Regions from separate parts of the Homo sapiens genome. Here region 1 is linked to region 2. A link is a contact called in ENCODE Hi-C or POLR2A ChIA-PET data. All regions are on one chromosome and are shown on one strand. The core of a region is the stretch at or near the end of the contact, and the rest is flanking DNA. Distances in the headings are between cores, read along the strand shown. Region 1 overlaps SMAD1 (SMAD family member 1). Region 2 overlaps LOC105377465 (a long non-coding RNA gene).

Region 1 (3,716 bases), core at 214-2,713, 340 kb after region 2:
AGTCTGAGGGCTGAACTTTGAGAAAGACTGGTTTATATGAACCCACTTATAGTAGACAGGTCAGGAATAGCAATACAATTTACAAACATATTGAAAAAACATTCATTCTGGACCTATTAGGTGCCAGACACTGGCACCTATTTCCTTTCAAAAGAAAGAAAATCAGTTCTACCCACAAAGGCATTACAGTCCAGGTGAAGTAAAGTCAACTTAGCAATAAAATGTTGCAGATGCTACAATGAAAGTCTGTGTAGGGCACACTGAGGCATAGGGAGGAATTCTTTTCTACCAGGGGTGGATAGAAAGACCGGGAAAGGCACCATGGGAGTGCTGTTAGAACTGAGACTTGGAAATATGGCCAAGTGAGCAAAGGTGCAGAAGTATGAAACTAGCAGATGAAAACTGCAAAAAGCCACAAAGATAGGTTGAAGCAGGAATCTGAACTAGGTTATGGAGTCATAGCAGACGTTCTGTGGGTGCCCAGAGAAGGTATTTTTCAAGAAAATAATCTGTGGTATACAAAAAGAATCATTGGCCTGGCATTATCTAGGAAGTTGGATTCTCAGAAGTTGAGTTAGATTTAGGTGATTTTTAGGTAAATTTAGTGGCTTTTGTTTAATGCTTTATGATATTGTTGAATGAAATTCATTTATCTATGTCAAATTATGTTCACATCTTTGTCTTTTAATATATTTGTACTTGAGTAACTATACTCCCAGAAAGTAAATACTACCGTGTTGCTACCTTTAGGCAAAACTATCATACCTTTTAAAAAGATCTTGCCCCCAAAAAAACAAACAGAAGGATGGAAAAAGAATTTAAAAAACAACTTCCACAGTCTCTTTCCAGTTTTATAGTACTGAGTGATTGTCTAGTGGTTATGAGCAGACCTTGATTCACATCCTGGCCCTCAATTAGCAGCTGTGTGACCTTGCATGGGTTACTTAGCTAGGCTGAGCCTGATCCTTCACCTGTAAAACAGAGATAACTGCTGTGAGGATTTAGTGATAGACACTTTTCCCAATGGGCAAGGACAGTGTCTGTCCTGTTGACTCATACCTGCAGTGCCCTGCATGATGGAGGCATATATGGTACCCAGTGAACCTTATATTATAGACCCTCCGTACTATCACCTCATCACCAATAAGCAGACAAAAAAGTGCCACCACTCAGGGGTTTAGGCTGTTATATATTTTCATTAAAATTTAACCTCTATTGAGGTTCCAAGAATCATTTCTTCAGCGTAAAGTTTCCCTGACATATGCTGAGGTAAGGAATTTTATTTCATAAATGTGTATACTATTAATTTTAAGTGTTCTTACTCTTACCCTTTCCGGCACTTCCTACTTGAAGTGTCTCTGTTTAGAAGGTCACTGAACACACTCTACTGGGGACATCTGTCTCGTGTAGGCATCATATTGGGCACAGCTGCTCTGGCAGCTTGCCCTCCCTTTCTCACAAGAATTGCTGCAGCTGACTGGCTCTGGGGCCATTCTGTCCCTAGCCCTGGGCCTCCTTTCTGCTTGTAGGTGGCCTCACTGAAATGTCCTGAGATTCAACTTAGATGCCATCTGGGGCTGAGCTTTGGACATTACAAAACTCCAGGTGTACATGAGCAGCATTCTCATCCATCAGAAGACTTGCAGAATTTAGAGCAGGAAGACCCTGTGGAGAGCAAGTTTCTTGCTCTTTTGTGTGAGGAAACTGAGTCCCTGAGACATTAAGTGATTGGCTCAAAGTCACAAAGGTGGTTACGGGAGTCAGGACTAGAACTAAGGTGTCTTGACTCTAACCTAAATGCCTTTACCACCTTCTCAGAACTAGAAAGCATTTCTGTACTGCCAGGTAACAGGTAGCTTGTGTCCGTTACTTCTTTTTTTTTTTTCTGTTACTTCTATATGGGCAAACATATATCAGAACTCTCTTGCGTGTTTAAAAAAGAAAAAAGCTGCTTTCTCACGAACATTTGGTGGGTCACAGCCCACGTGGGGATTTGTCAGACTTTGTCTCATTACTAGACTACTTTACCACTGACAACTTGGTGATAGAATTTCAAGCAGTACTTCAAAATCTTAAAAAAGCTCTCACATCTAGAGTTTACAGGAATCCTTTCCAGAGCTCAGCCCCTCTCTACAATTTTAACTGTTCTTTTTCATGCTTTTCCGTGTACCTTAGCAACGCTGAAAAGCTGAGTATAATAGCAGAATCACAAATATCTCTGAAACTTTTGCTTCCTGAAACATTCTTAGTTGGGTTTCCCTGTTGACTGGAAAAGGGATTTTATTTTTAACAGAGATGCACAGTTTGAAAAGCAGAGTTAACGTCACTGAGAAAAGGCAGAAATCTGAAGATTTTTTTCTCCTGAGAGAAAAGGAAAAGAGATCAGGAAAAGAAGATAGCTTCAGCCTTTTAAAGACATAACACAATTAGACATTTTCAAATGGGTGGAGAGGATTGGTGAAATCACCTAGGGGCGTTTTTTCAGAATATATTTGAGGGGTTAGGGTGGGAGAAAAGATTTGGGTTTTTACCAGAGTTAGAGCTCCTAGGATACAAGAAGGACATACATGGTCTGATTTTTAAATAACTCGGAAGAAATTCATGTGTACAAAGAAAGATGTTTTAACATTGGGCTCTTCTTTGAAAGCAGATTCTTATTCAAATTAACCAATAGGAGCAGCCCTTAAAGAGGGAAGTCCCACACTTTAGCCATATTTTGAAGTTACCAAACAAGGGTCACCTTAGTGCACTAAGAAAGTGGTTCCCCAGAAAAGTCTACGTTCCCATATTTGTTTTCCATAAAATAGGAACAGCCCGAGACATAGAACAAGTCAGAGGGAAACACTGCTCACCCTCTCTCCCTTCCTATTGGTGATCTGAGTTGGGCCTGCAGTTTGCAAATCCTCATTCTTTAGGCTGGTAAATCTCTCACCCAAGAAATGAGAATTGCACAAAGAAAGTGTGCTTAAACATGAATAATTATCTGAATGTTTCTTCTTTCCTTTTTGCCTAATAGAAAACATATTTTAATTATTCTTTACTGAAATCTTGCTGAAATGAAAGGAGCATGAAGTGGGGGTAGAGCGAGAGACATCTGGGAGAGAACCACGCATTGTCCTTCAGGATTCCACACAGGGAGAGAGGCCTGGGCCTTGTTATTTTAGAGCAGCACGTGTGTGTAGGCTTAACCCAGCCTGACTAACTTCTATGTGTCTCCTCTCTGCCACATTAATACTTCTTTCTAGGGCTGGCAGCTGTTCCAGACCTGTCTCTTTACTTTCCTGAATTTAATTAGTCATCGCTTATAGTTAGTGTGAACATTTATTGTCCAAGCCAGGAGGCTTGAAATTGACAAGAGTCACCTATTACTAATTACATTGGACAACAGGTACAAATTGGGACTATCCCAGGCAAGCTAGAACTTACAGACACCCTACTTATACAGTCTCCAGGGTGGGTGTGGTGGCTCATGCCTGTAATCCCAGTGCTTTGAGAGGCTGAGGCAGGAGGATAGCTTGAGACTAGGAGTTTGAGACCAGCCTGGGCAACATAGCGAGACCCTGTCTCTACAAAAAATAAAAATTAACTGCGCATGGTGGCAGGCATCTGTAGTCCTAGCTGCTCAGGAGGCTGAGGCAGGAGGATCGCTTAAGCCCAGGAGTTTGAGGCTGAATTGCTCTGTGATCATGCCTGTGAATAGCCACAGCACTCCAGCC
Region 2 (4,080 bases), core at 1,177-3,676:
ATATGGAAATGAAGGAGACCCAGAATAGTCAAAACAATCTTGAGAAAGAAGAACAAAATTATAGTATTCATGCTTCTCAATCTCAAAATTATTACAAAGCTACAGTAACCAGGCGTGGTGGCTCACACCTGTAATCCCAGCAGTTTGGGAGGCTGAGGTGGGCAGATTGCCCGAGCTCAGGAGTTCAAGACCAGCTGGACAACATGGTGAAACCCTGTCTCTACTAAAATACAAAAAATTAGCCGAGCGTGGTGGTGTGCGCCTGTAATCCCAGTTACTTGGGAGACTGAGGCAGTAGAATCACTTGAACCTGGGAGGCAGAGGTTCCAGTGAACTGAGATTGTGCCACTGAACTCCAGCCTGGGTGACAGAGCAAGACTCTCCAAAAAAAAAAAAAGACAATTCTTGGGAGAAGATATTTATAAATCATATATCTAGTAAGGGATTTTATTGAGAATATAAAAGAACTGTTACAACTGAATAAAAAGACAGCCCTATTAAAAATAAGCAGTAGATTTGAATAGCCATTTCTCCAAAAAAGATATAAAAATAGCCAATAAGCACATGAAAAGATTTTTCATTACTTATCATGGAAATACAGATCAAAACCGTGATGAGATACCACTTCACACATACTAGGATGGCTATAATAAAAAAGACAGACAATAGCAAGTTTTGGTAAGGATGTGGAGAAATTGGAACTCTCATACATTGCTAGAGGGATTGTAAAACTCTCATACATTGCTAGAGGGATTGTACAGCCACTTTGGAAAACCAGTTTGCCAGTTTCCTAAAATCTGAAATATAGAATTATCATATGATCGAACAATTATACTTCAAGGTATACATTCAAGATAATTAAAAACGTGTCCAGATAAAAACTTGTATACTAATGTTCTTAGCAACATTATTCATAATAGCTGAAAAGTAGAGATAACCCAAATGTCCATCAACTGATGGATGAATAAACAAATATGGTATATCCATATAATACAATTAAAATCAAAGTACAACACAACAACAAAATGGTGAACCTTGAAAATATGCTAAATGAAACAAGCCTGGCACAAAAGGCCACATGTATGATTCCCTTTATATGAAATGTCCAGAAAAGGCAAATCCATAGAGACAGAAAGTAGAGGGAGTTGAGGAGTGGGAGAATGGGGAGTGGCTGTTAATAGGTAAGATTTTTGAGGACAGGTGAAAATATTTTGAAATTAGATCAGGGTAAAAGTTGTGCATCTCTATGAATATGCTAAAACCATGAAATTGTGCACTTTGAAAAGGTGAATTTTGTGAGATATGAATTATACCTCAATAGAGCTGCCATAAAAAATAAATAAAAATGGGCCAGGCATGGTGGGGCTCACACGTGTAATCCTAGCACTTTGGGAGGCCAAGGCGGGCGGATTACCTGAGGTCAGGAGTTCAAGACCAGCCTGGTCGACATAGCGAAACCTCTTCTCTACTAAAAATACAAAAATTAGCCAGGTGTGGTGGCAGGCGCCTGTAATCCCATCTACATGGGGGAGGCTGAGTCATGGGAATTACTTGAACCTGGGAGGTGGAGGTTGCAGTGAGCTGATATGACGCCACTGCACTCCAGCTTGGGGGATAGAGTGAGGTTCTGTCTCCAAAAATATAAATACATAAATAAATAAGAAGTATAAGTATTTCAAATAAACTTAAAAATTAAAAAAAATGCATTTTATTATAGTAATCTCCCCTTACTGGCGGGAGATACATTTCAAGACCCCCAGGGGAATGACTGAAACTGTAGACAGTACCGAAACCTATACGTTCTGTTTTTTTCTATACATATTAATGCATACTTATGATGAAGTTTAATTTATAAACTCGGCAAATAAAATAGAATAATTATAATAAAATACTGTAATAAAAGTTATGTGAATGTGGTCTTTCCCTTTCTTTCTTTGAAAATATCTTATTGTACTGTACCATGGGGAACTGAAACTGCAGAAAGCAAAACCTCAGATAAAGGGAGACTCCTGTATTTGCTGTTGGGTCTACCACAAGGCTCAGTTGTATAAAGTCAGCCACATTTTCTTGTGCCAAAATCTACCATGTTTCCAAACAATTCAGTAAGTGTTTGTTTCATTTTCCCCAATTAGCAAGAACAGTCAACATGTGTAAACTCATTATTTGGTAATATAATAAGCTTGTCTGGTATTATCTTCTAGGATAAATACTTGTAACTATAAATAGCACATTCAGTCTCCTAATTATCCATTTTTATAAAAATCTTATCCATAGATAATCTAAGATGAAGAAGTAGACAATAAAGTACCAAGAAAAAATAAAGCACCAGTAGAATGAGAAAGTGTAGCAGGACATGAACTTCTTGTTTTAATGTTTTCTTTCTCTTTCTTTGCAATAAACACATTCCAGGAAAGGCATGTCTACTGCCACTCCTGAGAATGGAATGAAGGTATTTCCCTTACCTGTTTTAAAGACTGACCACTAGCCTATAAGGCTATTGCTCTAAGCACGAGTTTTAATGAGCCATCAAGATCTATTGTGGGGCCTGGCATGGTGGTGCACACTTGTAATCCAAGCACTTTGGGAGGCCGAGGTGGGTGGATTGCTTGAGCCCAGGAGTTCAAGACTAGCCTGGGCAACATGGTGAAACCTCGTCTCTACTAAAACCACAAAAATTAGCCAGGAGTGGTGGCGCACGCCTGTAATCCCAGCTACTTGGGAGGCTGAGGCAATAAAATTGCTTGAACCCAGGAGGTGGAGGTTGCAGTGAGCCGAGATCACACCACTGCACTCCAGCCTGGGCGACAGAGCAAGAGTCAGTCTCAAAAAAAAAAAAAAAAAAACTATTGTGAAAGAAATTAAGAATAGTCATTTGATTTGTGTGTGACTATGTACAAAAAAAAAAAAAGCAGAAAGCACATGAAGTGAGATGATAGGAACTGGTGATTGGGACATAAACCTAGGAAAAAATGTCACAGAAAGTAGGAGCCTGGTGCGCAAGAAGTGCAGAGTAGGTGGACTATTACACATAAAGTTTTGGTGCCGCAAAAGAAATAGCACTCGAATATAAAATTTTCTTTTTAATTCTCAGCAAGGCAAGTTACTTCTATATAGAACGGTGCGCCCTTACAGATGGAACAATGGTGAGCGCCCAGGTGGACAAGGGAGGGGAAGGGGTTCTTATCCCTGACGAACTTGGCTGCAGCCGCTGTGTCATTCTCCTGTTAGCTAGGGTTAGACCACACAGGCTAAACTAATTCCGATTGGCTAATTGAAAGAGAATGATGGGATGAGAGCTTTGGCGGGAGTCAGGGCAGAGCAGGTAGCAGGTAATCCTAATGAGTTAGAGTGGAGCAGGTGGTCAGAATGAGTTAGGGTGGAGCAGGTGATCAGAATGAGTTAGGGTGGGGTAGGTAATGGAAAAAGGTTGCTTTATGAGGAAGTTAAGTTTAAAAGTAGAAGGCAAAGAATTGAACATACTGACATATTAATTCTTTGAAAATAAATTTAGAACTCCCATCTAACAGGACTAAGGATTACTGTGAGGCTTACTGCCCAACCAGCCCCAAGCCTTCACAGGGGGAGACTCCAGGCTCTTGCACGCATGGACTCTGCTGGCTGGCACAGACCCAGCTTATCAGCAGATCACCATCTGATTCCAGGAGTTTCACTCTGTCCCCAACCAGCCACTCCACATTTACACCGTCTCTGCAGCGGCTTAAGTCTTGTTGAGGTCCAAGGAGGGCCTTGGATATCTGGAACAATGGTGAGGGTGCTGAAGTGAGCCAGTCATGTTCCCTCCTCCAGCTGGGATGTGTGGTGACTTCTTCCCTTACTGTAACACAGAAAGAAAAAGAAACAAGAAAGAACAAAAAAATGGTAAGTTATGCTCCTGAGCTTACTGAGACAACAATTTACCTATTGTCTCTTGATCCCAAATAGATCCTTTTGTAGCTGCTCACTGATGCCAGGACTGGGACTTTGCAAATTACATTTCCCGAGCTCCTTCGCCAGTTGGCAATCTGTTAAATTCTGCAAATCAGAGGCACAAGAGGGAGATTGGAAAGTTGAAGGGGAGGA

Evidence for each region. Hi-C counts contacts between places; a loop is a spot of excess contacts on that map. ChIA-PET counts read pairs that join two places held with the same protein, here RNA polymerase II (POLR2A). Pooled maps may share reads with other maps.
Region 1: a pooled map shows a loop between it and region 2 (2.0-fold over the local background). The contact joins two enhancer-like sites. A Hi-C loop is called at or near these places in 1 of 37 single-sample maps with no recorded cell type and 4 of 50 pooled maps. POLR2A ChIA-PET finds 5 or more read pairs at or near these places in 3 of 52 experiments (GM12878, MCF 10A and OCI-LY7).

Annotation. Positions count from the first base shown.
Region 1 is chr4:145,529,953-145,533,668 of GRCh38, forward strand. All of the region lies in intron 2 of SMAD1 (SMAD family member 1), which reads left to right. Among named protein-coding and RNA genes, the nearest start is that of SMAD1-AS1, 15 kb to the left of the region's middle. Within about 2 kb of position 1,464, at least 3 of the 41 ENCODE cell types and tissues checked have a DNase peak (open chromatin) inside an H3K27ac peak, as active enhancers do.
Region 2 is chr4:145,193,310-145,197,389 of GRCh38, forward strand. It overlaps LOC105377465 (a long non-coding RNA gene), which reads right to left. Exons shown (of 3, transcript XR_939276.1): 3 at 3,436-3,835. Among named protein-coding and RNA genes, the nearest start is that of OTUD4, 15 kb to the left of the region's middle. Within about 2 kb of position 2,427, at least 3 of the 41 ENCODE cell types and tissues checked have a DNase peak (open chromatin) inside an H3K27ac peak, as active enhancers do.